Linked DNA regions of Homo sapiens: regions 2, 3 and 4 are each linked to region 1. The links are chromatin loops, found by intact Hi-C in ENCODE. Cell type or tissue: dorsolateral prefrontal cortex. All regions are shown on one strand. Each heading gives the region's core, and the rest is flanking DNA. Links, peaks and the distances in the headings are about the cores only.

What was found. Peaks named below come from ENCODE experiments on the same cell type or tissue, not always from the same donor. Only the 100,000 strongest peaks of a DNase experiment are listed, where the experiment ranks them.
Region 2: a loop joins it to region 1, with 5 times the contacts of the local background. A loop is called at or near these places in 92 of 110 quality-filtered maps.
Region 3: it touches region 1 in a loop (2.4-fold over the local background); 54 of 110 quality-filtered maps call a loop at or near these places.
Region 4: it touches region 1 in a loop (4-fold over the local background); 53 of 110 quality-filtered maps call a loop at or near these places.

The regions. Positions count from the first base shown.
Region 1 is chr18:32,268,265-32,276,127 of GRCh38, forward strand. It overlaps GAREM1 (GRB2 associated regulator of MAPK1 subtype 1), which reads right to left. Exons shown (of 6, transcript NM_001242409.2): 5 at 1,953-2,119; 6 at 1-504. Among named protein-coding and RNA genes, the nearest start is that of MEP1B, 82 kb to the left of the region's middle. In dorsolateral prefrontal cortex, for the core only: CTCF peaks have their summits at 3,633 (motif pointing right) and 3,832; no DNase peak of the experiment used is centred there; H3K27ac peaks cover 516 bases.
Region 2 is chr18:32,545,490-32,553,352 of GRCh38, forward strand. No RefSeq gene overlaps it. Among named protein-coding and RNA genes, the nearest start is that of GAREM1, 79 kb to the left of the region's middle. RefSeq lists an enhancer at 3,046-3,599. In dorsolateral prefrontal cortex, for the core only: a CTCF peak has its summit at 3,943 (motif pointing left); a DNase peak (open chromatin) is centred at 3,942.
Region 3 is chr18:32,162,289-32,170,151 of GRCh38, forward strand. No RefSeq gene overlaps it. Among named protein-coding and RNA genes, the nearest start is that of MEP1B, 24 kb to the right of the region's middle. In dorsolateral prefrontal cortex, for the core only: no CTCF peak of the experiment used is centred there; no DNase peak of the experiment used is centred there.
Region 4 is chr18:32,153,351-32,161,213 of GRCh38, forward strand. No RefSeq gene overlaps it. Among named protein-coding and RNA genes, the nearest start is that of MEP1B, 33 kb to the right of the region's middle. RefSeq lists a silencer at 4,832-4,881. In dorsolateral prefrontal cortex, for the core only: CTCF peaks have their summits at 4,875 (motif pointing right) and 5,090; a DNase peak (open chromatin) is centred at 4,881; H3K4me3 peaks cover 966 bases.

The sequences.
Region 1 (7,863 bases), core at 1,647-6,646:
AGAGGCAAAGGAGATGTTTCGGAGGCGACCTTCTCTTCCACTAGTTTTGGAGCCCTGGGGGGTAAGGCAGGGCATGACGTACTCTGCTTTGTCACACCAGCTGCAAGAGATTTCACATCTGTGCTCTCCAGAGAGTAGCTGGCTGACTTGGGACAACCAGAGACGCTGCTACTGAATTCTGCAGTGACTGGGCTAGTGGGGCTGGCCAGGAGCTCACAGCCATCAAAATCAAAAGGTGCTGGGCAGTTTCTCTTTGGTGTGCCTGGCGTCTTTTGTCTAGGGTAACTATAACTCCTGCTTGGATCCAGCAGGAAGTCACTCCTGGTCTGGCTTTCTGATGCTCCTGAATAATGGTTAGGCCATGAGAGCCGAGAGGACACAGCTTCAGCAGAAGGACTTCCAAACGGGGATTTCAGGTCCACAGAATCAGTTTTCACTCGGTTACATGGATAGCAGGAAACAGGAGTGCTTTCAGAAGGATTTGTGTCAGTTTTAGTGACGCTGCTTAAAAGCAAACACAGAAGGAGAAATCAGTTAAAAGAAAAAAGCCAAATCCCAAGGCTTTTGTTATTTATAGACGTTACTGCTGAGTAGAAAAGCGCAGTTAGTTTTGAATTCAATAAAATTCCTGCTAACTTCACTGGGTTTTTTTTTTAAAGAATCTTTAATAAAATACATTGGTAATTGTAGATATGTACATAATGATTTAAAATGCTACAGTGGAGATAAAATAAATATTTCAGCTAGTAAGAAAATAATTGTTAATAGGTGCCTGGATCTTTATGATGAGGAAAATTATTAAGTCACGTGTAGGCTCTGCACCAACAGGTGCCATGATTGATGAATGATGTCTGCAGTGAGCGAGGGTAGAAGGAGAGAATAGTAAATGAGTGGCGCATGCTTGCCATGCTTGTGCTACAGTGACATGATGGCATCACACCACCCGTGACTCTATTTCCACCCAAAAGTCTGAGGCAGGAGGAAATCCTTCAAATAAAATGTTTATCCTTGTCTTAGTTTCTGAACAATCGAGTAACATTAGCGCAAAGATTTAAATGTCCAGAGAACAAAAAGTACCTGCAAAGAGAGCTACTTTAAACTGTAATGAGCACATGTGGAGCGGTAGCTTAGGCTCTGGGGGGTTTTAAGAGCAACATGAAACTAGAGTGTGCTCAAAGGAGGGTGAGCAGGCCGGTGAGGGGTCTGACAGTGATGTCGGGGAAACAGTAGAGGGACGCAAGGATGTTTCTTTTGGAGAAGAGAAGACTTCTATCATAGCTGACTCGGAATTTTCATGAGTTGACAAAGAGATATGGGATGGACCTATTTTTGTTTCTTTAGACCTAAGAAATGATTGAAAGTTACACAGAGGTTGATTTCAACTCAATATAATAAAGGGTGTTTTTTTTTAAGTATTGGTACTTGCCAACAATGGAATGAGCTGTGTTGCAGAAGAATGATCTCAGAGCACTGGAAGTATCCAGACAAAAGGAAATGACCACTCAACAGTGATGGTCAAAAGGGGACTCCTGTCTGGATGGAAATTCAGAGTAGATAGCCAATGGGACCCTTTCCATTTTAGGTCCTGGTCGAAGGTGTTGTCTGCTTGAAGGTGCTGTCTGCTCGTGTCAAAGTGGAAAGAACCAGATGCTGACTTGTGAGAACTGATGGCAGCCCCCGGGTTGTTTCCAGGAGAATCTAGTTGGCCTTTACCTCTGAATTTCTCAGACTGGTGTGGCATCTTTTCTTCCCAAGACATTGGCTCTTCCATTCTAGCTCGAAACAAACAGGGGCCCCATCATGCTCACTCAGTAAAATTATTTAGAAAATTAAAAAGCCATTTCCTCTCCCACCACCCTGCCTGTTAGGGCTACCGTGAAAATGCTTTCAAGAACCCATGAACTGGTGGATGAGAAGATAAGCGTGCAGTGGGACCTGGCAGGAAGACTTACATGTTGTGTAGCCCTGAAGAATAGTAGGACAAGGTGGGGCTGGGAGAGCGAGTCTGTTGCCGCGCTGGCTTGACTGTGCGAGGAGGGATGGAGGGACTGGTGGACAAAGGCTTTGCGCTTCGGGGTGGAACAGGTGGGGCGTTCAGGAGCCGGCATTCTTCTCTGACCTGGCGCAGAAAAGAACACTCCAGGTTAGCAACAGACTGACAATGCCACGGGGCGCCAGCTCAATCCTGAAGACTTGCTCAAGTCACACTCTTAAACCGTAACAGCAGGGTGTAAGCATGGCAGAGAGAAGATTGAAGTAAACAAGAATGATAGGAAGCACAGAGGCTGCCAGAGAGCAAATCAGGCGCCTGTCACACACTTGCTGGGACAGAATGATTTTTGAAAGAAACTGCTTGGCAAATGCTGGCTGCTGCTGAAATATAGAAAGTAATATGAAATACGGCAAGTTAAAGTGTCTATGGTTAAAGAGCTAGTGACATGTGAGGATGGATAAAGAGGAAGTATTAAGAAAATAAGAACGTAAGGCATTCACAAATTTAACTTGAGGATTCATCTCTTCTATTAGGTTGTGTTTTTTTCATTGTTCAAGCTGAATTCAATTTGATCCAAACCTTAGAGAACCCTGGACCTGGTCCAGAGCTAAAGCTCCTTCTGAAGTCATGTTCAGGGATGTTTTTTTTTTTTTTTTTTTTTTGAGATGGAGTCTCACTCTGTCGCGCAGGTTGGAATGCAATGGCACAATCTCAGCTCAGCTCACTGCAACCTCTGCTTCCTGGGCTCAGGTGATCCTCCCACCTCAGCTTCCCGAGAGGTGGGACCACAGGTGTGCGCCAGTACACCTGACTAATTTTTTGTATTTTTAGTAGAGATGAAGTTTCACCATGTTGCTCAGGCTGCCTCCCAAAGCATTGGGATTATAGGCATGAGCCACCGTTCCTGGCCAGGGCTACTTTTTAATTTTTTTAATTTATTTTTTTTATTTTTCAAGACTGAGTCTTGCTCTGTTGCCCATGTTGGAGTGCAGCGGCACCATCTTGGCTCACTGCAACCTCTGCTTCCCGAGTTCAAGCAATTCTCCTGCCTCAGCCTCCTGAGCAGCTGGGATTACAGGCGCCTGCCATCATGCCCGGCTAATTTTTGTATTTTTAGTAGAGTCGGGGTTTGACGATGTTGGCCAGGCTGGTCTTGAACTCCTTGCATCTACTTGCCTGGGCCTCCCACAGTGCTGGGATTACAGGTATGAGACATTGAGCCAGGCAAGGGCTTCTCAAATGTAAATATGAGTGTGTATCATCTAGGGATCTTGTTTAAAATGCAGGTTTTGATTCTGTTGACCCAGGGTGGGGCCTGGGAATCTGCATTTCTAACAAGTTCCTAGGTGATACTGATGCTACCTGACCATGGTCCACACACTGACAAGGCTGCAGAAGGAGTAATGAAGCGGCTCTCTACATCCAAAAAGTACTTTTTATAAGAGCTGCTTCCAGCTCTCTCACATTTCCTTCGTCTTCACACTGGAGAGGATCTAGCTGATCTGTGCTGTCCATGGCTTCTCTGAGACTGCCTGCCATTCCCCTAATTTGCCTTCCATTCCTTGCAGGCATTTCAGAATATAATTACTAATGAAGTGACATTTTTCATGTACTTCTACGTGTCAGGCAGCAGGGGGCAGTTTATACCTGGCTCTGCTAGTCTACCCTAAGCTATAGAGGTAAAAATATTAACAGAGCCAATTCTGACTCTGTCAAAAATGCTATGCTTTGAAATGCATACCTTGTCTACTTTTAGGCTATGTTCCCACCAAGTTTTTCACCTTCACTTTCAATTCCTTTCTGGCCAAGCAGCTCTGGGATAAGACAATGAAACAGCAAGCTCCTATTAGCTTTGGTATTGAGTTTGCTTAAGCGGAAATGAAATGGGTTCATGTTATCACACTGCATCTCCTACTATCTACACCACACCCGGGACCTCTACCTCGCATCCCTGGCCTGATTCACTTGCCAGAGAAAACCAGCCATTAAGAAGACTCATGGCTATGGGTAGCCCAGTAAACCCAACTCTAAATGAAATGGAAGCAATTTAAAAAGTCTTATCAACTGCATTTCTTCCCGGGGCTGGGGATCACTGCTCCTACCTGCAGGACCCACAGCCCTGGTTACTGGGGCCCAGTGGGTTGGTGAAAGGGAACGGTTTCATCTGGAGAAGCTCTTTAGACTAAAAGAAAATATTCGGAGCAGCAGATTTCTTCCACAATAGACGCAGGCTTTCCCCTTGTGAGCTTTTAAAAAGGTGGTGGATGACTGCAGAAAGGATGCCCGGGAGGAAATGAAGTTTGGATAATCACGTGAGAGGAATGCTTGGCTGGGCTGGCCCAGGAAAGACCCTTGCACCATTCTGGGGTCTTTTTTTTTTTTGGAGACGGAGTTTCACTCTTGTTGCCTAGGCTGGCGTGCAATGGCATGATCTTGGCTCATTGCAACCTCCGCCTCCCAGGTTCCAGCGATTCTGCTGCCTCAGCCTCCTGAGTAGCTGGGATCACAGGCATGCGCCACCACACCCAGCTAATTTTGTATTTTTAGTAGAAAGGGGGTTTCGCCATGCTGGCCAGGCTGGTCTCGAACTGCTGACCTCAGGTGATCCACCCTCCTTAGCCAGGCGGGTCTTCTTAAGAGGCTGAGAACCAACCAGGATGCCGGAGCTCAGGCTGGGCCACCCCGCTTTCTGGCTTTGGTTCATCTTCCTTCTGTCTTGTTAGTGAACTGCACGGTAGCCAGATGTGTTTCTTTCTTAGGGAATATCTATAGAATTTAGGGTGGATGGCTGTCACTTTATTACAGATGTGCTTGGTTCTATTTATGTTTATAGAAATAGGGCGCATGGAAAATGTGAGACGATAAGGACTCTGTCAGTTAACTTTTCAATTTTAAAATAAATACTTAGCTACTTCCCAATATTGGATTAGAGTGGAACATGAGGAAAACATGGTTAATGCTGGATTCAATTTAGCACTTTCAAAATTTTAGAATTAGCCACTAAATATGACGTTTCATTAGGAAACACTTACCTGGGATGTCAATTATAATATGCTCAGATGTCAATTACAATATGCATTTTAATTTACAATAGTTGGCTGACTTAGGTTTATAAACTCAGAAAAGAAGCCACTTGTAGTTGAATTTGACCTAAAGGAACTCCCGAACTCCCCTCTTCCTGTACTTATAATCAACCCCAGGTACCCAAGGTCACTTAGAGCTGGTTCTGCCACCTTCAAAACTAGGGACTCCTGAAGGGCTAATAGGTTTCCCACAATGGTGAGGAGAGGGCAGTAGTGAAGAGAAGCATTTCTAAGCTAAAGGGCCTGGTGAGGAGGTAGCCAGGGCCAACTGGGAGTGTTTATGGTTGATGCTCAAGACAGAATTTGAGACACATAGAGCTTTTGGGGTGGCCACATGACTCCTGAAGGGAGTTAAAGAACTAATGTGTGTGTGTGAGAGAGAGAGAGAGAAAGAAAGAGAGAGAGAGAGAGAAACAAACTGATTCTTACTTTTAGGAGATGGGAAGTTGTCAGTGATGAAACAAGAATATGAGGCCAGGGATTTTTTTCTGTTGTGATGGGAGGGCAGTCTGGGTGTTGTTATGTGAGGTCAAGGTAAAAGAATTAGGTTTACTTGAAACTCACTTTAGAGAAAGGTGTTTTGTTGTTGTTGTTGTTTTAAAGGATGACTTTAAAGGTACTCCATTCATGACAAGAATTTTGAGTGTCATTCTGTTGAGGCACAGAGTGAGTGGCTTGCACTACGCCAGGCAGGTGAGGGGCAGCCCACGGCAGGTGGGCACAGCTGAGGACTCCACAGACACATCTCCAAGTGGCATTATTATTTTCAACTTGTTGCTGCATGGGTGGCCGCTCCGATGATGGCCTATTTCTCTGCATCTTAAGGGAAGAATTACATGCTATGGTGGGCTGTATGCGTTCTGGGATTCAGAAGTGACAGAGTGAGGGCTTATTGTACCATCTTAGTTCCTATCTCTTACTCTTAGAACAGTAACAGTTCTATTACTCTTTGCTTCTTGATTTGATTCATGCAGGATATTTATATCCAGGAGGAAGGTAGCTGTGCTTTAGATGAATTTTATCTGTCAATAAAAGGCAATTTTTAAGACTAGACGGTCAATCACCCTATCTCCAGTTTTCCTTCATATTCAATTTAGCTTTTAAGTGTAACATTTTCAGCACATCCCTTCTGGAAGCCTCAGCATGTGGCTCTCATCATGTTACTCGCTGTCTCCGACGGCTCCCTCTGATTCCTGGATAAAGGCTGGCCTCCCCTGCCTGCCACCCAAGGCTCTGTGCGACCAGGCTCCCACGCATCTTTCTAGCAATCTCTCCCACTGCTCCTAGTCTATATGGGCACGCAGGTCCATGCAAAGTGGTGGACTCAGTGTCCCCCCAGCACACCCTGTGCTTTCCTGCCCCTTTCTCTGGTTTAGTTTTTACTGCCCACCACACCTAAACACCAGTTCCTGTGGGCCAGCCCCACACATTACACACTCTGTGTGCCACTCTCCATCTATATTTAATGAGCCTGCGAGCTAAAATGTAGGGACTGCCATTTTAGCTATCCCTTGTTATTACTATCCTGGGGATAGCAGAGTTTGGGGATTTGTCACTCCTGGCATGAACATGTCACACAGAATGCCTGGTAGGTGTTAAGAAATGTCACAAAAAATACAAAAAAAAAAAAAGGCACTTAAAAAAACCCATATACCATAGAATATCTTTTATATGTTTATGTGGAAATTATTACTGACAAGTCATTTGGGCTGAATGTTAAGTTTTTTTGGTGACCCTGAGTCAATCTAGGGGAAAAAAAGGCACCAGAAGACCTGCCACATATGACCACCACCAACTCTACCACCACCCTTTGACACAGTGTCATGGTGAAAATGACAGTGACAGTATTCCTGAACTAGGAAGCGCTGTGGCTTTAATCTAGCACACCCCAGAGTAATGACTATTCTAAAATGAAGATCTAAAGGACTATACTGTGCCTAATGGACTAAAGCCTTTCTATTTATTTCCAATGTAATGTTTATGACTGGACTTCCACTGGCAACACAAGGAGAGAGGGGCCCCTGTATTATCAGGAATGAACCTCCAACCCTCACGCTCAGTGAAGAGCTGGCGTTCTGTTTTGAGGTGGGTGTTACCGTCCATTGCAGATGACGGTGATCTCTGCCTATGTGTAGTTAATTTCAGGTTATGAGTACCTTGACTATTCACAGAGAAACTCCTGGAACCAAAGTCCTGTTGATGACAGGGTCAATGAGCACAGTGCGGATACACGGAGTACCCAAAGCCTCGCTTCCTGAGCAATTCCCCGGCCTAAAGCTTTTCTTCCCAGCTGCCCCACCGCTAGCATACTTCTCTCCTCCTGCTCCTTCAGAGTAAGTCTATCTCTTTTTTTTTGAGACTGAGTTTTGCTCTTGTTGCCCAGGCTGGAGTGCAATGGCGCGATCTCAGCTCACCGCAACCTCCGCCTCCCAGGTTCAAGCAATTCTCCTGCCTCAGCCTCCCGAGTAGCTGGGATTACAAGCATGTACCACCACGCCTGGCTAATTTTGTATTTTTAGTAGAGATGGGGTTTCTCCATGTTGAGGCTGGTCTCAGACTCCTGACCTCAGGTGATTCGCCCGCCTCGGCCTCCCAAAGTGCTGGGATTACAGGCGTGAGCCACCGTGCCTGGCCTAAGTCTGTCTCTTTTCTAAAATGTTCAGTGTTTCAATTATCATCAAACATGAGACACCACTACTCTGGTGTTGATACAAGTCTCCTTGGTATTCACATTGCAAATCAGGAATGCAGAGCTAAACAGAAAGCTCATTTATTAAAGAGGTAGAA
Region 2 (7,863 bases), core at 1,693-6,692, 280 kb after region 1:
AAAAAAGGAGCTGTTTTCAATTAAATACTGAACTGTCATAAAATAAGCATCAACATTACGTTAAGTAGACCGACGAGTCTACTATTACTATCCTGTTCTAGAGCAGATAAATTTTTTTTAAATGTTGGTTTGTTAATTTCTCCTTAATAAGTAATTCATGCTCACTATAAGCAACAGTCAAATTAAATGAAATTATTATTATTTCTCTGAGACAAGGTCTTGCTCTATTGCTCAGGCTGCAGTGCAGTGAATGTGATCACAACTCACTGCAGCCTTAACCTCCCCAGGCTTGAGTGATTCTCCTACCTTAGCCTCCCTAGTAGCTGGGACTACAGGCATGCATCACCAAGCCTGGCAAAGTTTTCATATTTTTTGTAGATACAGGGTTTCCCCATGTTGCCCAGGCCGGTGTCAAACTCTTGGACTGAACTGATCACCTGCCTTCGCTTCCCAAAGTGCTGCTCTCTCATATAGGGAATAAAAGCTCCTTTCTCCTAAATTTTACTCCTTAGGGGTAAAATTTACTCTGCATAGCCTTCCAGACTTTTAATAATGCATATCAAACACATACGTAAGCACTCTGTTTTTAAATAATGTGAGATTATTCTAGATACAGTAGATACACTGCAGAACACTGTATCTTCTAGATATTCTAGAACACTGTTCTACAGTGTATCTAGAATAATGTTTTTACTTTCTGTGTCATAGCCTTCTTTCCACTGAGTTAATACAGTTCTCCATCTGGTCTTTTGACAAATATATAATACTTCATTGTAGAAAGGAGCCCTAATTTAACCATCTCTAATTGATGGACATTGAGTTATCTATTTCTTTGTTATATTAAATAGTGCTGCAATTAATATCCTCATGGATGTATTCTTGATTTCTTAAAGAAACGCTCCAAAAGTAGAATGGCTTGGTCAAAATGGCTTGGATACTTTTGTTTTGTTGGAAGATGGCAGATCACTGTCTTGAAAGGTTCTTTCATCTCACCAACAATGGATGAGAATGTCTATTTCCCTACACATGTTCTTTTCAAAAGATGACAATTACGGAGTCTGATGAAAATACTCTCAAGATACAATTTCCTATTATGTGATATAGCTCTACATTTCTCCCTCTTCTCTGTTGCACACCAAATGAAAAGACGTTTTGGAGAAAGGCAGGAGGGAAGGAGAGGTAAGAACGAACAGAGGAGAGAGGTGGAGACAAAGAGTCTGATGGCCTTCTGCCTGGCTTGCCATGTGGCTTGCAAGTACATAAATTAGAAGCTTGAGGGCAGCTGGGGGAGGCTGAACCATCTTGACTTCTGGATGGCTTTGGAACTACAGCATTGCTTCTTTGGAGGGGCCCAGCTGAGGTCAGCACAGGTGTCAGTTCAAAGATGGTCACAGAAGTAACATTTCAGCTATCTGGGTCTTAAAGGCCTGCTTTTAACATGATTGGGGTGGTGAACGGGTGAGGGACTGATACCTACTGCTCTGTTTTTTTTTTTTTTTTGAGATGGAGTCTCGCTCTGTCGCCCAAGCTGGAGTGCAGTGGCACAATCTCGGCTCACTGCAAGCTCCGCCTCCTGGGTTCAGGCCATTCTCCTGCCTCAGCCTCCTGAGTAGCTGGGACTACAGGTGCCTGCCACCACGCCTGGCTAATTTTTTATATATTTAGTAGAGACGGAGTTTCACCATGTTTGCCAGGCTGGTCTCGATCTCCTGACCTTGTGATCCGCCCGCCTCAGCCTCCCAAAGTGCTGGGATTACAGGCGTGAGCCACCGTGCCCGGCTCTGATACCTACTGCTCTAACTCAACTACTCAACATTTTGCTGTTGAAGAAGGAAAGAATGAATGACGGGGAAGAGGAATAGCCCTTTCCAGCTGCTCCCTGGGAACCACTCTCAGAGCACCTTCTTTGCATTTATCACAGTGAAATTAAGTAATTAATTAGGTGGCTTAGTTTAATTTTTTTTCCCTTCTGTTTCAACTGCAGGATTTCCAAGGGCAGGGGCCAGATCTGCCTAATTCATCCCCTCGTCCAGCAACAGTTACCGGCACAGAGTGGGTGCTTAATAACAATCTGATAAACACACCCTCCTGTTTTCTTCTCCACAGCCGCCTCCAGGACCTACATCACAGTGTAGAAACTGTCAGAGCAGTGACACTATTAAAAAAAAAAAAAGATTTTTTTTCACATTTTTAAATTATTTATTTACTTAAAAATAATAAGCCCATTACATTTTAACATAAATATTCTTGTGGAAAGTATATTTTCCAAAACCAGAAAAATTAGTTACAAGAGTGACATTATTTTATATTCTCACAAATCTATTCAATATCTGACTTAATTGAAGACACGTGGATTCCCATATCTTTTGCATTCTGCAGAAATTTGTCATTTTGGTTTAAGAATATGAAGAAAATTTGACCTCACAGAGAGAGGTAGCTGGAAAAAGGAGGTGTATTTGAATATCTTTTTCAGGTAATTGTAGCTGTTCTCATAGACTATAACAGAATTCAACAAGTGATAGTTTCTTAAAAGTTAGTTACAATGTGGACTATTAAACCATATGCATGAACTTTTCACACTGTAATGTATCAAATTCCACTGGTCTTTTACTTGGAACAGACCTTTTACCCATGCGTGATTTTATTTTTATTTTTATTTTTTTTGCTTTTTATGGGCTTTTATTATAGCTTTTATGATCAGACATACAAATATAAAAACCCACTCCTCGTGGCCTTCCTCAGATCTATTTGTCAGGGTTTTCTTAAAAAAAAACTTTTTAAAAGAGCAGTTTTATGTTCATAGCAAAATTGAGTGGAAAGTACAGAGAAAGTACCTTTACTCCCCTGCCCCTGCACAGCCTCGCCCTCTATCAACATCCCCACCAGGGTGATGCATTTGTTACAACTGATGAACCTACATTCATTGATTGGCGCATTGTCACCCAGAGTCCATAGTTTACATTAGGGTCCACTTTTGCTATTGTACATTCTATGGATTTAGATAAATATTTAATGACATGTATCCACCATTACATCATCACATAGAGCAGTTTGAGGGCCCTAAAGACAATGACACCTTAATTTTTTTTTTTTTTAGTTACTTGTTTTTAGCACTCAAAATTGCTTAAAAGTTTAGGAAACATGCTTGACATCTATAAGCAGAGGGCTTAAACGGGCACAGGGTGCCAAGAACTGCAGGACACAAAGCAACCCAAACCTGACCCTGTATCAGCATTCAAAAGAAAGCAGAGTGGTCTTGTGGAGTGGCTTTGTTAGCAAGCATGGAGAATCAGGGTGCCCTTGCAGGAGCCAGGGGACCTCTGGGAACAGGGTTTTGATTAGAAGTCAATGGTCATGGGGCTTGGAGAGACCGGTGAGTAATTTTCTATTTCAGCGTGGATAAATACAGGAAGCACCAAGACAGCTGAGCTCTGAAACGGCAGACAAAGGGCAAGATTTTCTTAAGTACTGGCTGAAGTGACTCTCCTCTAAGCCTGCTAATTAGGGGATTTAATCTCCCAGCAGGTGAAAAGGACAAAGGGCTTTTTCCATAGTGTTTTGCCAAATTCTAAGGTTAAGCACAGTCCAAAAGCTATTAGCCTTCTGCCAATATGAGAATGAATCACAAGTAATGTGAGGGAATTAAAATCAAGGTTAGATTAAGTCAAAAAATAATTAAAAACCATTTAAGGGAATCAGGAAGTTATGTGATGTGTACCTAAGTATTTCTTTTTCATTAAATCTTATTTCAAATTGTATATATTATCATTAATATGCACATGTTGGGGTGGTTTATGTTTAATCTGTAGAGGTTGTTATTTTAGTAAGGTTGTATATAAAATACTATGGAAAGAAGCATATGAGAAATAGAATTTGATGCTTAGCACTGAGAAGGTAATTACCCTGCTGGGAAGGACGCCTGACCTAGGGTCCCCTAACAGGCACCACCACCACCTGGTGGCTCTTGATGACGTTGCAGGAGTAAAGCCTCAGAGGAAGCCTTTAGCTTCTGGGGAGCATTTCTTACAAATTCAAATTTTTTTTTTCAGTGAATATGATTCAGTTGCTATACTGCCAAAGAGGAGAAAGGGTCTAATACTTACTGAGCATCTACTTTAGGACGGCAGCCAGTCTAGGGACTTTGTGTATCTCATCCTCCTAGCAGCCCTATGCTGTACATAATATCACCATTTTGCAGCTGAGAAAACCAAGGCCTAGCAAGATCAAGTGACTTGCTCAAAATCAAAGAACTGGGCCTGCCAGAGCTGTGGGCTGAAATCAGATTTGCCTGACTCCAGAGCCCATAGTCTTTGCAAAGCTTACTGCCTGAATTTGGCATAAGAAAGGGTGGTGAGACGCCTTATGACTTTTTTAAGGGATTGATGCAGAATTTAGACCCACAGTTAATGTATTCATTTTTGGGCACATTTAAGAATAAGTATTTGATATACCAAATTGATACACTGTTCATCTTTTGGAATAGTGGATGAGATCTTTTGCCAAGGTGGTGTGGGTATCCAAGATAAGTGAGAAAACGTTAAATCTGTTAGAATGTCAAAGCCTACAAATTAAGAAGATTTATTTATTTACCAAGTATTTATCAAGGATCTGTTTTATTCTAGGTATGGAGAAATACAGATGAATTGAATATGATTCCTGCCCACAAAGACCTTATAAAGTTATAGACATGTGACATCATATATTATACCTCTATTCTAACACACAACTTCAAGTAATCTTTTAGAAACAACAACCAAACAATTAAATAATGAAAATGTGGTACCATTCTTACCTGGCTTTCCTCCTATCTTATATAGCCTTATCCTTATTTTTTTTTTCTTTTGCTTGTTCAACATTAAGGTTCTGATTTTAGCTTTCTTCTCTTTCTACCCATTCTCTCCTGATGACCTTACTCATTTCTATTGCTTCAACCATAATTCACTTTATTTTTATTTTTTTATTGAGATGGAGTCTTGCTCTGTCACTGAGGCTGGAGTGCAGTGGCGCGATCTCGGCTCACTGCCAACCTTGCCAACCTCGCCAACCTCTGCCGCCCGGGTTCAAGCGATTCTTGTGCCTTAGCTTCTGGAATACTTGGGATTATAGGCATGCAACACCACACTAATTTTTTTTTTTTTTTGTATTTTTACTAGAGACCGGGGTTTCGCCATGTTGGCCAGGCTGGTCTCGAACTCTTGACCTCAGGTGATCCACCCACCTCAGCCTCCCAAGGTGCTGGGATTACAGGCGTGAGCCACTGCTCCCGGCCCACCATTCACTTTAATAAGTCCCAAGTCAATATCCAGACATTCCTCCTGAGTTCCAGACCCTACATTTTTAATGGTCTATTATATATCGAACTCAATATGATCAAAATTCTTCTATTCTCAATTTCAGTTAGTCACATATGTGATATCTGCTCATTTGCCCAGTCCTCTAAGTCAGGAACCTGGGTGTTATTTTGGATTTCTCTTGCTCTTTTTCTTTTCCATTCAATTGGTCACCAGGCCCAGAAAGAATACTTGTTAAACACCTTGTAAGTCTCCTCCTTTTCAAAGTTTCCACTGCTTTGGGCACATGTTGTCTTTTACCTGAGATACTGTGACAGCGTCCCACCCCCTCCCCCGCATGTCATTCCTTCCATTTCAGCCTTTGCGCCCCTGCTGGTTGACTTTTCTGAGATGCAAATTAGATGCTGTTATTCCCAGTTAAATCTAATTGGCTCTCTCCTCCTATAGCATATGGCATTGTTAAGAACAGGAGCTTGGGAGCCAGACAGCCTCGGCTGGAACCCCAACTCCATCACTTGAGAGGCTTATGTTTATACAAGGGTTAGTTACTTAACCTCTGTGTCAGTTTCTTCACTGTAAAATGGGGGACGATGGTAGTATTTATTGTGTAGGATTTTTGCAAGGTTTAAATGAATTAATATTCATAATGCACTTAAAACAGTACTTGGAGTATACCACAATCTCTATAGAAATGTTTGTTAACTAAATAAGATTTAAACACACATGTACTATAATACTTAAGACCTGTAGTGACCTCTCTGGTCCATGTCCACTTTTCTGGTTACATCTATTTCCCTCCATGTGCTTATATTTTAGCCATATTGAACTGAAAACATAGCGCTGTCATATACCTCCAGGCCTTTGCACAGTCTATATCTTCTGGATAAGATTCCTTTCACCATGATCTCTTGAAGCCTTCTACCCATGATTAAAGTTCATTCAAGGGTCACCTACTCCATGAAGACTTGAGAGCAGTTAGCTTCTTTTCTGTGCTTCCATAGTAGTGTGTACAACCATTACATCACTTGCCACACTGCTGTGACTCTGAGCTTACAAGTGTATCTAACCCGCTAGAGTATTAGACCTGCAATGGCAGGAAGTGACTTTGTTCTATTCTTTTTTTTTTTATTTTCATCTCTAGCTCCTGACACAGTATCAGACCCAGATATGTGCTGTATATGTGTTTGTTATTGTTCTTTTCTTTCTTTGTTTTTTTTTTTTTTTGAGGTGGAGTCTTGCTCTGTTGTCCAGGCTAGAGTGCAATGGTGTGATCTCGGCTCATTGCAACGTCTGCCTCCCAGGTTCAAGCGATTCTCCTGCCTCAGCCTCCCCAGTAGCTTGGATTACAGGTACCGCCACCACGCCTGGCTGATTTTTGTATTTTTTAGTAGAGACGGGGTTCCACCATGTTGGTCAAGCTGGTCTCGAACTCCTGACCTCAGGTGATCCACCCACCTCGGCCTCCCAAAGTGCTGGGATTACAGGCGTGAGCCACTGCGCCCGGCCTGTTATTTTCTCATCATAATATTATAGTTGGAAGGGCTTTAAAACACCTAATCCAACCTTTTTATATTGAATATGCAGAAACTGAGGACAGGGAGAGAAAGAGATTTACCTAAGATTTTCTTGCTAGAGAGTAGCAAAGGTGAGACTAGAACCTAGTTTTGTTCCTCTATCAATGCTCTTCTTCTCTACATTATTACATGAAACTCTTGTTCCTCCATTTTTTATGGGTCTGTTAAGAGATACGAACCACAAGACCTACAGGTGTGCGAATCTGTTGGCCAGCCCAACACCCTCGCAGCTGCTTTTGAGAAGACTCTTACTCAGAGACCACACTCCACCTGGTGGCAATTTACCTAAACTGCAAGTACCTCTTCCCTTGGTGTTGGTGACTCCTTTTCTTTGCCTTCTCTCTTCCTACCGATTCTTCTTTCTTACTTTTGTCTGTGAGTTTCTCTTTTTTCATCTGTTTAGTAAATATAATAGTTTCTTTAGGTTCTTGACCCTCCTACTCTACATTCTCTCTTTGAGAAGTAGGAGGAATTCATTTACTCTTGAGCTTCAAATACTATCTACATGCTGATGACCCTTAAGTCCTCATCTCCAACAAGAATCTCTCTCCTGAGCCCCAGCAGAGCCACCATATACATTTACATAGTTTGGTCCCTGTCCTTCCATGGGGGGTCATTCTCATGGTAGTCTATGTGACTGGCATCCCCCTGGGGTTAGGTAGTGCATTGCAGCAGGCTTTCTTCAGGAATCTCAAACATAGCATGACACAAAGTGAACTCATTATTGCCCCTCTGAAAGCCCTTATCCAGGTGTGATACCCCCTTCATTCCTTTGTCATCGCTGGCACTTCTCTTCCTGACCACCACCTCATCTGCTCGATTACCAAGTCCTGTGGCTCCTACTGTCTAGGAATGCTTGTTTCACTTCCTGACCACCACCTTGTCCACTCAATTACCAAGTCATATGGCTCCTACTATCTAGGAACGCCGGTTTCTCTTCCTGATCACCACCTTGTCCACTCAATTACCAAGTCCTATGGCTCCTATTATCTAGGAAT
Region 3 (7,863 bases), core at 569-5,568, 110 kb before region 1:
TAGCCAGGATGGTCTCGATCCGCCCGCCTGGGCCTCCCGAAGTGCTGGGATTACAGGTGTGAGCCATCGCGCATGGCCTAAACACGGAATTTCAATATGACCCAGTAATTCTACTCTTAGGTATATAGACAAGAGAAATGAAACATATATTCACATAAAAACTTGTATGAGAATATTCATAATAGCATTATTTGCAATACCCAAACATTGAAAACCACCTGAAAGTCCATCAACTGATGAAGAGATAAATAAAATGTGGCGTATCCATACAATGGAATATTCTCTGGCAAAAAAAAATGAGGTACTGATATATGCTATGAGATAGCTGGATCTTGAAAACATTATGCTAAGTGAAATAAACTAGACACAAAAGACCATATATTATATGATTCTATTTATATGAAATGTCCATGAGAAGCAACTCCATAGAGACAGACAGTAGATTAGGGCTGCACAGGGCTGGAGAGACTGTGAAGAACGAGGGAGAAACTGCTAAATGGTAGAAGCATTTGGGGAGGGGGGCAATGAAATGCTCTAAAATTGTTGTGGTGACAGCTAACGCCGTGAGTATACTAAAAGCCAGTCTTCATTGTATACTTCAAAAGGGTGAATTACATGGTATGCGTATTATATCTCAATAAAATTGTTACCAAAACAGAAATATCTGTTGTAATATCATAGTACTGGAAAGGACTTCAAGATGTCATCTAACATGGTTTAATCAATTAAATGTAGTTCATCTAATACATATCAACTAAGTCATGGAGCCCTCATGTGCTGGGTTTTGGATGTGATGTTGTGAGAGCCCTGAGGAAGGGCACTTGGCTCAAGCTGGAGGTCAGGAAGAGTTCCCGGAGGAGATGGTGCTTAAGCCAAGAGTTAAAGGACAACTAAGCATTAGCTTGGAGGCACTAAGCAATTTGAGAGGGTGGGCACAGTGGCTCCTGCCTGTAATCCCAGCACTTTGGGAGGCTGAAGTGGGAGGATTCCTTGAGCTCAGGAGTTTGAGACCAGCCTGGGCAACACAGAGAAACTGCATCTCTTAAAAAAATTTAAAAATTAGCTGGGCGTGGTGGTGCACAACTGTGGTTCCAGCTACTTGAGAGGCTAAGGTAGGATGATCTCTTGTGCCCAGGAGGTCAAGGCTGCAGCGAGCTGTGATCACGCTACTTCACTCCAGCCTGGGTGACAGAGTTAGACTCTGTCTCAAAACAAAACAGTTTGGGGATGTAGCTTTGGGGAGGACTGTGCAAGGAAGCTGTAAACACTTGGTATAATTGGCATATTGAGTACAAGGTTGGAGGGGACAGGAGATCTACAACTAGGCAAAGTTATAAATATAGATGGAAGACCTCCAGCGCCATGCTGTCTAGATTGCATTTACTCTTGCAGCTTCTAGGCTGCCACTGAAGGGCTGAACACAGAAAGTGACACGGTGTCTTGCATTTTGGACAGACCATTCTGTACATACAGAAGAGGGGGTCATGTTGACAGAAGGAGCCAGTTAGGAGGCCAAAGTCCAGAAGAGAGAGATGCTGAGAATCTGAAAGGATAATGTGGTAGGGATGATGGGTGGGGGAGGAGAGAAGGGGGTTTCCAAAATGTTGAGGAGGAAGAATGAGCCACGCTTGATATGGCTTAGGTGTGAATATGAAGGACAGGATGAGATCCAGAAAACTCAGGTGTTCCTATTGATGTGCCCAGGTAGTGGGAGGAGCCATTAACAGAGAGAAGCTTGCAGGAGATAGATTTTCCCTAGGAGGAACAAAGTGAATTGGGTTCTAAATGAGTTGATTTTGAGATACGTCCAGCAGGAATTGGATTTTGAATGTGAAGGTTAAGGATAGGAGGTCACCGAAACCATGAGAACAAATTAGGTCACCCAGACTAACATGGAATAATATCTAATAGTTGCTAACATTCACTATAACCCTCCTATGTGTTTATATGTATTAACTTACTTAATTCTCCCAAAACCCTATTCAGGTGATACTTTTACCCCATTTATATAGAAATGAGAGGTTAGAAATAATAAGAGAACTTCCACAATCTCCCTACCCACACACCTACCTACCTATCCACCTCGGTCTGCTGACCTCAAGTGCTTGGTCTTCTATGGATGAAAGTAACTTTTCTCAGAGTGCAACCCCTCCACAGTGGAACAGATCTCATCCTCTCTCACCTCCTAAAATAACATTGCTTCAGCAATTGTCCTCTCCCTCTGTCCTTCATAAAATCCAGCCTCTTTGTGGATCATTCCTATCAGTATACAAACATACTATTATTTCTCCTAGTTTGAACAAAACCAAGACCACAACCACAACCAAAACCCTTGACCCCATTCTGCCTTCCAGCTCATGTTCCATTTTTGTCCTTCCTTTTACACCTCAAAAGAATTGTCTGTACTCATCGTCTCTAACTTCTCTGTTTCATTCTCATGTGAACTCATGCTGGTATGGCTTTTATGGCTTCTAGTCTGCCTAAATTGTCCTTAACAAGGTAGCCAAAGACCTCCATTTTGGTAAATCCAACAAACAGCTCTCAGTTCTTGTCTAATTTGACCTGTCTGCAGCATCCTGACTCAGCTGATCACCTCCTCCTTCTTCTGTCACTGGAGTCAGAGGCTACTAAGCTCTTGGTTCTTCTCCTACCTCTCTGCTCAGTCCCTTAGTTTCTTTTGCTTGTTTCTCCTCATGTCCCTGAACTTTTAGTGGAGACCAGTCCTTGTACCTTCTCTTCTCTGTTCATGCCTTGGTGATCTCATCCAATCTTGTGGCATTAAATATTTCTCATTGCATGCGGTTACTCCCAAATTGGTATCTTTAGCCTGTACTTACCTCTTCATAGATCCAACTGTCATTTCCAATTTGGTGTCTAAGAGAAAATTCAAACTTAGTTTGTCGAAACTGAACTCCTGACCTCCTCCTATCCCATCCAAGCTTAGTTGTCCTTATGCTTTTCCAGGTTTATTTAATAGCAACTTTATTGGTATAGTTGCTTAGCTCTAAAACTTGGATTCAGCTTAGATTCCTCTTTTTTTTTTTTTTGAGACAGAGTCTCGCTCTGTCACCCAGGCTAGAGTGCAGTGGCAAAATCTTGGCTCACAGCAAGCTCCGCCTCCCGGGTTCACACCATTCTCCTGCCTCAGCCTCTTGAGTAGCTGGGACTACAGGTGCCCACCACCACGCCAGGCTAATTTTTTGTATTTTTAGTAGAGATGGGGTTTCACTGTGTTAGCCAGGATGGTCTCGATCTCCTGACCTCGTGATCCACCCGCCTCGGCCTCCCAAAGTGCTGAGATTACAGGCGTGAGCCACCGTGCCCGGCCTGGATTCCTCTTTTTCTTTGATACTACACATCCAGTTCAAATTTCCATGGACTTCACCTTCAAAATATTCCTGGGATCTGACCTCTCTGTACCATCCCCACTGTGGCTCCCGTGGTCTAAGCTGTCCTCAGTTCCCCTGTGGATTTCTGCAATAACCTCATAATCTGCATTTGTCAATCTTTCAGTGTATTCCCAATAGAGCCGCCAGAATAATCCTGCTAAGACTCATTTGATCTTGTTATTCCCCTGCTCGAAAATCATCCAGTGGATCCTTATGCCACAGTGAGTAGGAGCCAAAGTCTTGGAATGTCCTACAAGCCCTTCCCTCTCTCTACTGCACTCAAACAAATTGACCTCCCCTCTTGCTACTCTCTTCATTTGCTCCCTCCAGCCACACTGTTATCCCTGCTGCTGTTTGAACATGTTGGTTGTGTTCACAACTCAAGGCCTTGTATTTGCCATCTCCTATGGCTGGAACTCTCTTCCCATAAAAATCCCCAGAGCTTGCCCCCTCACTTCCTTCATATCATTACTCAGATGTCACCTCCTTGTTAAATCCTTCCCTGACAATCCTATTGAATATTTCTACCCTTCCCCCGACACTCTTTATTCCCTCTCTTAACCATGGTGGATGAATATTGTGCTAACTTAGCTGAGCTGGAGTTATCATTCCCAGATTCTCTTCCCTGGAGAGCTCTGAAGTCACATGGGCCACAGATATGTGTCTCACATGCTTAGAAGGCAGAATTGAAGGAACCACCATCTTGTTTTACACTTAGAAGACTAGTGCAGCTCAGTGCATTGTTGCTACCTGTTGGCTCGCCTGATTGGCACAGGGCAGTGGCTGGACCCTTGACCACTCCTCTAGCTCTAGCTGGATCTTCCTTTAGTTTTTCAGACTGTTAGGTGAGAGATGTGTTTAGCTCCATGGTGAAGGAGGCCAGCTTCTCCCTCAATACGCCTCCTCCCACCCTCCATATCACCAAAATTGGAGGCTTAGAGACGGTGAGAGAGCCATAAGAAGTCCAGTCAATCCTCTTGGTTTACAGCTCAGCTGTGTAGGTTCCATCTTGCTTCCCTTACTTCATTACCATCTTCCTTTTTTTTTTTGGAGATGGAGTCTAGCTCTGTCGCCCAGGCTGGAGTGCAGTGGCGCGATCTCGGCTCACTGCAGGCTCCACCTCCCGGGTTCACGCCATTCTCCTGCCTCAGCCTCCCGAGTAGCTGGGATTACAGGCACCCGCCACTATGCCTGGCTAGTTTTTTGTATTTTTAGTAGTGACGGGGTTTCACCATGTTAGCTGGGATGGTCTCGATCTCCTGACCTCGTGATCCACCCGTCTTGGCCTCCCAAAGTGTTGGGATTACAGGCGTGAGCCACCGCGCCCAGCCCATCTTCCTTTCTTGACTACCTGCCCTATTGATTTCAGGCACTAGTGCCTGACACAGAAGCAATAGCCTCCATATAGACTGTTTAACCAGCCCCCACATTTGCATGTAGGCAAATCCCTACAATAAGTCCTTATAATAAGCCATTACACATGTTTATGTTTGTGGTATGCGGATAAATGTTTAACAACCAGCTTTCTGGAAAAAGAAAAAAAAAACCCTAATTTGTAGCATTTGCCAATTTTCCTGGTATAAATATTCTTACCATGGCCAATTTCAAGCCACCAATGTGACATCACTGAATGGGGAGAAGAGAGAAGATGCTGATAGCTCTCTCAGGCCAGTACTAGCCAGCTCCAGCCCACCACTGTGAATACCTCTTAATGGTCTTGTTTCTCTGGTCAAATCCTAATAAACCTATTTTTTCCCCCACATCTCTTAGCACCTTCTCCCATGCTCTATATTTTAGTTATCTGTGTCCTACTTTGAAATGTAAATTCTATCAAGGCAGGGATTTTTGCCTGTTTTGCTGTATCCTTGGCTCTCAGAAAAGATTTTTTTTTGCCCTTTTATGTAATCATAAAATTAAGTTTATCAAGTAAATTTGATCTCAAAAAATGAGTATGTAGAGTAGCTCCTTTATGGTAGCCTCTATATATATTAAAATTGTTTATTATATTTATTTATTTTTTGAGACAGACTCTCATTCTCTCACCCAGGCTGGAGTGCAAATAGTGCCATCTCAGGTCACTGCAACTCCCACCTCCTCAGTTCAAGCAATTCTCATGCCTCGGCCTCCCAAGTAGCTGGGATTACAGGTGTGTGCCACTGGCTAATTTTGTATTTTTAGTAGAGATGGGATTTCACCATGTTGGCCAGGCTGGTTTTGAACTCCTGGCCTCAAGTGATCCACCCATGTCAGCCTCCCAAAGTGTTGGGATTACAGGCATGAGCCACTGTGCTCAGCCAGAATTTTTTTTTAATACCAAGGTAGCTATTTTAACTCTGCTTCCCTAGTTTCTTGTATGGAAAGAAGCCTTTTCTGTACATTTCTATCTTATCAGAACAGATCTTGGCACTTAATAGCCATTCCACATATATTTACTGAGTGAATGAATGTAGTGTGGGAAGATGTGGCAAGGGTCTGGCAGAGGAAGAACCTGAGTAAGAATTCTTGGAGCTTTGTCAAGGCATGACCTGGTTTGGTTTAGTTCAGCAAATATTTGTTGAGTACCTACCATATGTCAGGTATCTTGCTAGCTACTGAGATCATAAAAAGAATATGGCATGTTTGCCAATCTGGCTGAATTCAGCAAGGTTCGAGAAAAAGGGAGAGAGGTTTCAGGGTAAATAGGACATAAAGAGTTTCTAAAATGAAGAAATATTCAATAGAGCCAAATTCAGCATAATGGATGATTAAGAAAGAGATTGAGAAGTATCTTCTTTACAGAGCAATTGGAAAAGTTACAGCAGATTTTCTCCGAGATGCTACTTCCTCTGATGTTTTATTCTCAAATACTTTGGCCATGTTCTGTTGTAGCCATCTTGATGTAATTAATTTTCCAACAGCCATCCCTTTTGGCCTTTTGGCAGTGGGATCTTGATTTTTTGCAGTGGTTTTTGTTTTTGAGACAGAATCTCACTCTGTCACCCAGGCTAGAGTGCAGTGCTATGATCTCGGCTCACTGCAACCTCTGCCTCCAGGGTTCAAGCAATTCTCCTGCCTCAGCCCCCAGAGTAGCTGGGATTACAGATGTGCGCCACCACACCCAGCTAATTTTTATATTTTTAGTGGAGATGGGGTTTCACCATGTTGGCCAGGCTAATCTTGAACTCCTGACCTCAAGTGATGCACCATGCCTTGGCCTCCCAAATTGCTGGGATTACAGATGTGTGTCCCGCACCCAGCCTGGCAGTGGGATCTTAAAGGACAGGGCTGTTAAAAACTTGTACCCTTGGCCTGGGCAAGGACTTCATGTCTAAAACACCAAAAGCAATGGCAACAAAAGACAAAATTGACAAATGGGATCTAATTAAACTAAAGAGCTTCTGCACAGCAAAAGAAACTACCATCAGAGTGAACAGGCAACCCACAGAATGGGAGAAAATTTTTGCAATCTACTCATCTGACAAAAGGCTAATATCCAGAATCTACAAAGAACTCAAACAAATTTACAAGAAAAAAACAAACAACCCCATCAACAAATGGGTGAAGGGTATGAAGAAACACTTCTCAAAAGACGACATTTATGCATCCAACAGACACATGAAAAAATGCTCATCATCACTGGCCATCAGAGAAATGCAAATCAAAACCACAGTGAGATACAATCTCACACCTGTTGGAATGGCAATCATTAAAAAGTCAGGAAACAACAGGTGCTGGAGAGGATGTGGAGAAAAAGGAACACTTTTACTTTTACACTGTTGGTGGGACTGTAAACTAGTTCAACCATTGTGGAAGACAGTGTGGCGATTCCTCAGGGATCTAGAACTAGAAATACCATTTGACCCAGCCATCCCATTACAGGGTATATACCCAAAAGATTATAAATCATGCTGCTATAAAGACACATGCACACGTATGTTTATTGCGGCACTATTCACAATAGCAAAGACCTGGAACCAACCCAAATGTCCATCAATGATAGACTGGATTCAGAAAATGTGGCACATATACACCATGGAATACTATGCAGCCATAAAAAAGGATGAGTTCATGTCCTTTGTAGGGACACGGATGAAGCTGGAAACCATCATTCTCAGCAAACTATCGCAAGGACAAAAAACCAAATATCACATGTTCTCACTCATAGGTGGGAATTGAACAATGAGAACACTTGGACACAGGAAGGGGGACATCACACACCGGGGCCTGTTATGGGGTGGGGGGAGGGGGGAGGGATAGCATTAGGAGATATACCTAATGCTAAATGACGAGTTAATGGGTGCAGCACACCAACATGGCACATGTATACATATGTAACAAACCTGCACGTTGTGCACATGTACCCTAGAACTTAAAGTATAATAATAAAACAAAACAAAACAAAACAAAAAAAACAAAAAAACTTGTACCCTTGGTGCCCAGGTCAGTGCTCGGCACTTGAAGACACACAGCACCATGTTTGATCAACAATTAAATT
Region 4 (7,863 bases), core at 2,427-7,426, 110 kb before region 1:
AGTGGGGTAATCAATAAGTGTTTGTTGATCTGCTTTGTGACAGTAGGAAGAAATGATATTGGCTCTCGTTCCACTGAGCTACTAGGACATTAAGATAAATAGTCTTTATGGGGCCTTTGAGAAATTGGGTTTATTTTAGGTAATTATTAGGATGCATAATCAATGAAAGTTAACAGATAGACAAATATCCAGAAAAACTATAGAAACTTAAGCAGCCTGGGAAACATGGCAAGGCCCTGTCTCTACAAAATTTTTAAAAATTAGCCAGGTGTGGTGGTGTGCACCTGTAGTCCTAGCTACTTGGGAGGCAAAAGTGGGAGGATTGCTCGAGCCCAGGAGGTTGAGGCTGCAGTGAGCCGTGATTGTGCAGCCAAAAAAAAAAAAAAAAAAAAAAAAAAAAAGAAATGGGAAAAAACTGAAGGTTTAAAAAGAAAAGATAAATCATATTTTATAAATTAGGAGAAGCTGAAGAGGAGAATCATAAAAAAGCAGCACAGCAGGGCCTCAAATAACATGACTTTGTTCAACATGGTTTCGTTGTAATGTGGAAAAACTGCCTGTAATTCCAGCACTTTGGGAGGCCGAAGAGGGTGGATCACCTGAGGAGTTTGAGACCAGCCTGACCAACATGGAAACCCCGTGTCTACTAAAAATACTAAAATTAGGCATGTGTGGTGGCAGATGCCTGTAATCCCAGCTACTTGGGAGGCTGAGGGAGGAGAATTGCTTGAACCCGGGAGGTGGAGGTTGTGGTGAGCCGAGATCGCTCCATTGCACTCCAGCCTGGGTGACAGAGTGAGACTCCGTCTCAAAAAAAAAAAAAAAAAAAAAAAAGAAAGAAAGAAAGAAAGAAAAAACTGATTCCCAATGGGGACTACTGTCTGTGTGGGGTTTGTACATCCTCCTCATGTCTGAGTGGGTTTTCTTTGGATATTCCAGTTTCCTCCGAAATCTCAAAGCTGTACACATTAGGTTAATTGGTGTGTCTACATGGTCCCAGTTGGAGTGAGTATGTGGGTGTCTGTGAGCGTGTCCTGTAATGGAATTACATTCTCTCCAGGGTCATTTCCCACCTTGCACCCTGAGCTTCTGGAAGAGAATCCAGCCATCTGTGAGCCTGAACTGAAATAAGTGGGTTAGAAAATGAATAAAGGTATGAATACATATGATGGTAAAATAAAACTTCACAAAATATATGAAAATCATATAAATACATTGATATTATGTGGCTGTGTCCCCACCTAAATCTGACCTTGAATTGTAACAATCCCTATGCGTCAAGGACAGGACCAGGTGGAGATAATTAAATCATGGGAGCAGTTCTCCCATCCTGTTCTCGTGATAGTGAGTGAGTTCTCATGAGATCTGATGGTTTTGTAAGGGGCCTCCCCCTTTGTTTGGCACTTCTTCCTGCCGCCCTGTGCAGAAGGACATGTTTGCTTCCCCTTCTGCTATGATTGTAAATTTCCTGAGGCCTCCACAGCCCTGCAGAACTGTGTGTCAAGTAAACCTCTTTCCTTTATATATTGCCCAGTCTTGGACAGTTCTTTATGGCAGTGTGAGAACACACTAATACATGCATGAAAATAAATGATGCAGGACAAAAGTGCTTATTGAGCCTGCCATGTCTGTGATTGTTTTTGAGCTGCATAGTGGTAGGAAGTACTCTGATATTTTTTGCTTTGCGAACATTTATTCCTTGATTTAATCCACCACTATTGCAACCCCCATCACTCACTGATTCACCAAAAATTGGGTAATTATGCTACTTGTTTTTATTAATATTTCTTAAAGGTATATATAGCTCACATTTATTTCAATGTTTAATATTAGAAGTGTTTTGTGTCTTTATTTAGAAGTTTGGTGATGTTTCTGTGACCAGAAAAATGCCACAAGAAACTAAACTCTTGTTTATACCAATTAGCCTATGGTAAAATTGGTTTTGTTTTGCTTAAAGTTGCAGTTTCCAAGCACCTATTGATGACATTGAGGACTTATTGTATTTAGAAAAAAATGCCACCCTTATATTTCTCGAATACTCTATAATTTCACTGTACTTTAGGGTCCATGATTTTGCTTGTTTTTCACAATGATGATGTAGATAGGGCAGACATCATCCCCATTTTACAGATTAAGAATCTGATTCATGGTTGATGAGGTTAGATGTCTAATCCAAGGTTGTATGCCAGGTTGATGGTAGGTAGATCCAGAACTTGAACCCTAATCTAAGGCCTTTTTTTTTTTTTTTTTTTTTGAGACGGAGTCTCACTCTGTCGCCCAGGCTGGGGTGCAGTGGTGCAATCTCGGCTAACTGCAAGCTCCACCTCCTGGGTTAACACCATTCTCCTACCTCAGCCTCTTGAGTAGCTGGGACTACAGGCACCCGCCACCACGCCCGGCTAATTTTTTGTATTTTTAGTAGAGACGGGGTTTCACTGTGTTAGCCAGGATGGTCTCGATCTCCTGACCTCGTGATCCGCCCGCCTTGGCCTCCCAAAGTGCTGAGATTACAGGTGTGAGCCACCGCGCCCGGCCAATCTAATGCTCTTTCTTAACACTGAGAACTGTCCATAAAAGGTGGAATTGCCCCTGACTTTGGCTGTTAGGCAGGATACATTTATGAGCTCCACATTCCCCTTCCTCTACATATCTGGGTCTCCTCTCCTAGGAGACCTACTTCTGGGTCTAGGTCTCTAGAGATAGCTACCAGCCACCAAGACCTTTAGATGGTTTACTTTGACATGTCATCCCTGGATTTATCTCCTAGGACTGGGACACAGGAACTTTTAGCTTATTGTACTTATTCATTGAGTGAGTTATTAGTGTGTGCTAGAAACTGTGCTGAACCCTGGACAGACAATATTGATCAGGAAGACATAAGGCCTGCCCGTATGATGTTTTACAGTAGTGGGAGAGAGATATTCTATATCCACACTCACAAACCCTTAGGAGCCTTAGACACTATAAGAGGGCCACACCTTGTGGCAAATGTTATCTGTATAGTAACAACATCCCATAAAAATAAGAAATATGGCTCACAACTCTAAAACTCCAAGTGTGTTAAGTGCTATGATGCTATGAGAGCATATAATAGCAGAATTTGGTTACGTCAGGGAGGTCACAGAAAAGATTCCAGTTAAAGCCAGATCTGAGGGAAGAGTAGGCATTAACTAGACAAAAGTGTTGTACAAAACTAAACTAGTGCTTCTTGTCTTGTCCAGCATGGTAAAATTTTGAACCTCACAATATTTCTCAGACCTCTCTACATGATGAGTAGCCGATTTTTTAATTGTCTTCTGTGGAAGGCTCAGAGTAGCCGATTTTTAACGATTGGGGAAATACACAGTCCTATGAATCCGCTAACAACTCTAAATAGATTTCTAATTTATTAATCACCCAACCTTTAGATACATTTGAGCCATATTTCTTATTTTTGTGGGATGTTATTACTATACAGATAACATTTGCCACAAGGTGTGGCCCCCTTATAGTGTCTAAGGCTCGGGTTTGCTGCCCATGAGTTATCCATCTCTGAGCTAATCTGTGGGCATGTACTGTTGAGACAAGAGAAAACAAGAGCTTTCTTCTCCTCTCTCTTTCCTCTGCTACTAGGTACCAAAAGTCCATTTTTTCAGTGGCTTCTTGGGGACATCAGTGTCAGCCAGTTTGCAGTCCAGTTTCAAGAGTGAACAGGCTGTGAAAAGACCTAGTATTGCTTTAGAATAAGTAATTGTGAAATGGAAAAACTATTAAGGGAAGAGAGCACAAATATTGGGTAATAGCAGTGGTTGGTCAAACTGATTCAGAAAGCCCTTATGGTTCAGTATATTTTATTTGGGTAAAAAGGGAGGAGTTCTCTTAAGAATGTTTAAATACATTATTTTAAAAAAATTGAAACAGAGTCCCACTCTATTGCTCAGGCTGGAGTGCAGTGGCTCATTCATAGCTCATGGCAGCCTCAAACTCCTGGGCTCCAGCCATCCTCCCACCTCAGCCTCCCAAGTAGCTGAGACTACAGGAATGTGCTACTATGACTGGCCAATTTTTAAAATTTGTAGTAGAGACAGGGTCTTACTATGCTGCCTAGGCTGGTCTCAAACTCCTGGGCTCAAGTGATCTTCCTGCCTTGGCCTCCCAAAGCACTGGGATTGCAGGTGTGAGCCATTGTGCCTGGCATAAATACATTCTTCAAAGCACCTGGAGTGCTGTTTGGGCTGGCAAAGCTCTGGGGATCAAGTCCCAGAATGATGCGTGCACTTCCTCACCAAAATAGTGCTGCTTTTCCTTCTGTCTGGGATGTCTAACCTGTCTCCAAGCTTGGCCCTCTGACCTGCAGGCTTAAGCTTCAGCCTGGACTCTTCTGTGAAGGCATTGCTGACCCCTTCAGAGAGATTCTAGAGTGATTTCCCAGGCCCCCCTGTACAGCGGTCCACCTGCATTATTTGCAATTGCCACATGGCCCCACATGTCGCCTCATGAGGCTGGGAACTCCCAAAGGCAGTGGCTAATAGGTGCTCAATAAATGCTTGGGAAAGGAATTCGTTGTTGCTTTTCGGATACTGGGGATTTAAAATAAATATTACAAAGTATTTTGGGAGAAAAATATAATGGTGTCTACTAGAGTTCAAAGCAATGTGCAACTCTGCCATAATTTTAAGCTCTTGGTATACTTGTTATCCTGAATGATGTCAAGTATTGTAATCCAGTTTCGTGAATCTACGACAGGACAACTAGCAGCTCTGGGGGAAGGAAGCACAAAACGCAGAAAGCAAAAGGAACCGCATCAAATTACAAGTAGAGCTAGGCAAGCGGCACATTGAAGAGGCTGCTTAAAACACACACGTGGGATGGCCACAAGGTGGCAGCTTAGAACCGTGACATTACGCATCGACCATTCAAAGACCGAACAGCGGGGAATGTGGCAGGCTGGAGAGTGGAGAGCGGGTTTATTGGGGCAATTAGAACCGGGAAAGGAGAAAGAGACCGTGATTTATTGTATTTGGTGCGCACATCCTTATAATTTTGTTTGCCCTAGAAAAAAGCACAGGCACACACACTTAAATGCATATACACAGCAAAGACTCATCAATTTCACTCTTGAGAAGCGTTAACCCCAGAATGAGTCTCCTGTGCAGTCGCGAGCTGGCTGTTTCCTGAGGTGGCCTCACGTCCTTCGTACCTTTTATGGCGTGCTTTTATAGGCTGTTTAAGAACTTTTTTTTTTTTTGAGACGGAGTCTCGCTGTGTTGCTCAGGCTGGAGTGCAGTGGCACGATCTCGGCTCACTGCAACCTCTGCTTCCCGGGTTCAGGTGATTCTCCTGCCTCAGCCTCCTGAGTAGCTGGGATTACAGGCGCACGCTACCATGCCCGGCTAATTTTTGTAATTTTTTTTTGGTAGAGACAGGGTTTCACCATGTTTGCCAGGCTGGTCTCAACTCCTGACCTCAGGTGATCCGCCTGCCTGCCTCGGCCTTCCAAAGTGCTGGGATTACAGGTGTGAGCCACTGCGCCCGGCCAGGACTTCTTAAGAGTACTTTTACTTTCTCTGGGGTTCATGTAACATATTTACTTTAGAACCTCACTAAGTTGCTACTCTACTCTGCTTATAAAAATATACATATAGAAATCCATATATTATTATAGACTATATACATCTATATTATACGTTATAATAATATGTAGCATTAATTGATGAATCAGGAAACCAGTGCTTTCTACTATGCCTTTGAAATAGTGGGTGCTTAATATATGTCTGCTGAACTGAAGGGAAACAGAATACATATTTTGGAAAATGGAAGGTGTGGACACAGTAGCAGAGGAATATTGCAACACAGTGTAGAGGATCATAAAGGGGCAAAAGGGAGAAGAGAATGTCTACCTCTCTGCCACTTCTCAGAGCTAACCTGCTGTACCCAAGGGTCCATGAAACTCAAGGTCCCATTCCCTAGTTTTTGTTTTGTTTTTTTGTTTGTTTGTTTTGAGACAGAGTCTCACTGTCGCCCAGGCTGGAGTGCAATGGCGTGATCTCCGCTCACTGCAACCTCCGCCTCCCATGTTCAAGCCATTCTCCTGCCTCAGCCTACCAAGTAGCTGGGATTACAAGCGCGAGCCACCAAACCCAGCTAATTTTTTTTTTTTTTTTTTTTTTTTGAGACTGAGTCTCGCTCTATCGCCCAGGCTGGAGTGCAGTGTCTCGATCTTGGTTCACTGCAACCTCCACTTCCCGGGTTCAAGTGATTCTCATGCCTCAGCCTCCCGAGCAGCTGGGACTACAGGCGCGTGCCACCACGCCTGGCTAATTTTTGTATTTTTAGTAGAGATGGGGTTTCACCATATTGGCCAGTCTGATCTCGAACTCCTGACCTCAGGTGATCCACCCGCCTTGGCTTTCCAAAGTGCTGGGATTGCAGGTGCAAGCCACCATGCTCGGCTCTAATTTTTGTATTTTTATTTTTATTTTGAGACAGAGTCTCACTCTGTGCCCAGGCTGGAGTGCAGTGGCATGATCTCAGCTCACTGCAACCTCCACCTCCCAGGTTCAAGCAATTCTCCTGCCTCAGCCTCCGGAGTAGCTGGGATTACAGGCGCCGTCCACCATGCCAGGCTAATTTTTAAAATATTTTTAGTAGAGACGGGGTTTCACTGTGTTGGCCAGGCTCGTCTTGAACCCCTGACCTCAGGTGATCCACCTGCTTCGGCCTTTCAAAGTGCTGGGATTACAGGTGTGAGCCACCATGCCCAGCCCCCTTCCTTAGTTTGATCTATACTATCACCACGTCTACATGTCCTAGTGATTTGAACAGCAGCCTTTATAACATAATCGTGAAACTTTGGATTTCTAGAAGGCAAATGACGTAAGAGTCAATGCCTTGTCTGAATGATCATATTTCCATACCTTGCCCAGAGGAGGCATTTAATAAAGATTGGTTATAAATTTAACCTATCCAATAAGAAGTCCAAAAGCTAAGCACTGAACCACATGAACGTGGGAAATTACTGAATTAAAAGGAAATGTTATTTACAATAAACCATATAGATAGATACTACCTAAAACGTAGCTTTTGTTAAACTTCCAACAAATCGAAATTATATTTTAGTAAAATCATAATTTTTCAGACCAGCAGTAGGGTAAAAACTATGGATATGGGGCAAAGGGTGTGGTATCATCCTGTCTCCAGGAACTTATAACTTACTGGAAAACGATAACATATCTATAAATGCACTTTCAACAACATATGGCAAAAATAAGTGCTATAGATGCTCAGAGGAGGGAGGAAGGCTTCATAGAAGGGATTAGCATTGGCCTGGACTTTGGAAGGTGAATCATAACTGTATAACAGGAGGGGGAAGCATTCTTGGGGCAGAGGCTCAGGAAGGTGTGTTCAGGTGAGGGTGAGTAGAACAGGGTGCCCAGAACAGTTCAGGAGGGTGTGGCACAGGGAGAAAAGACTGAGATGCAGAGGGGCCAGATCATGAGGACGCCTGGGAGTCTGTCCTCAGAGAGTCTGTCCTTTACCCCAGAGGCACTGCAGGCCTTTGAACAGGGTAATGACCTGGTGGAGGCTAAACTTTTGAAAGATTATGCAGGATATATTGATATGGGTATAATTAGAGACTTAGATGTTATTTTGTTTTATAAAAGTCATCCAGACAAGCTGGGCACAGTGGCTCATACCTGCAATCCCAGAGCTTTGAGAGGCCAAGGCAGAAGGATCACTTGAGATTAGGAGTTTGAGACCAGTTTGGGCAACATAGTGAGACACTGTCTCTACAAAAAAAAAAAAATCAAAATAAAAAAAATTTACCAGGCACAGTGGTGCGTTTGTAGTTCTGGCTACTGGGGAGGCTGAGGTGGGAGGATC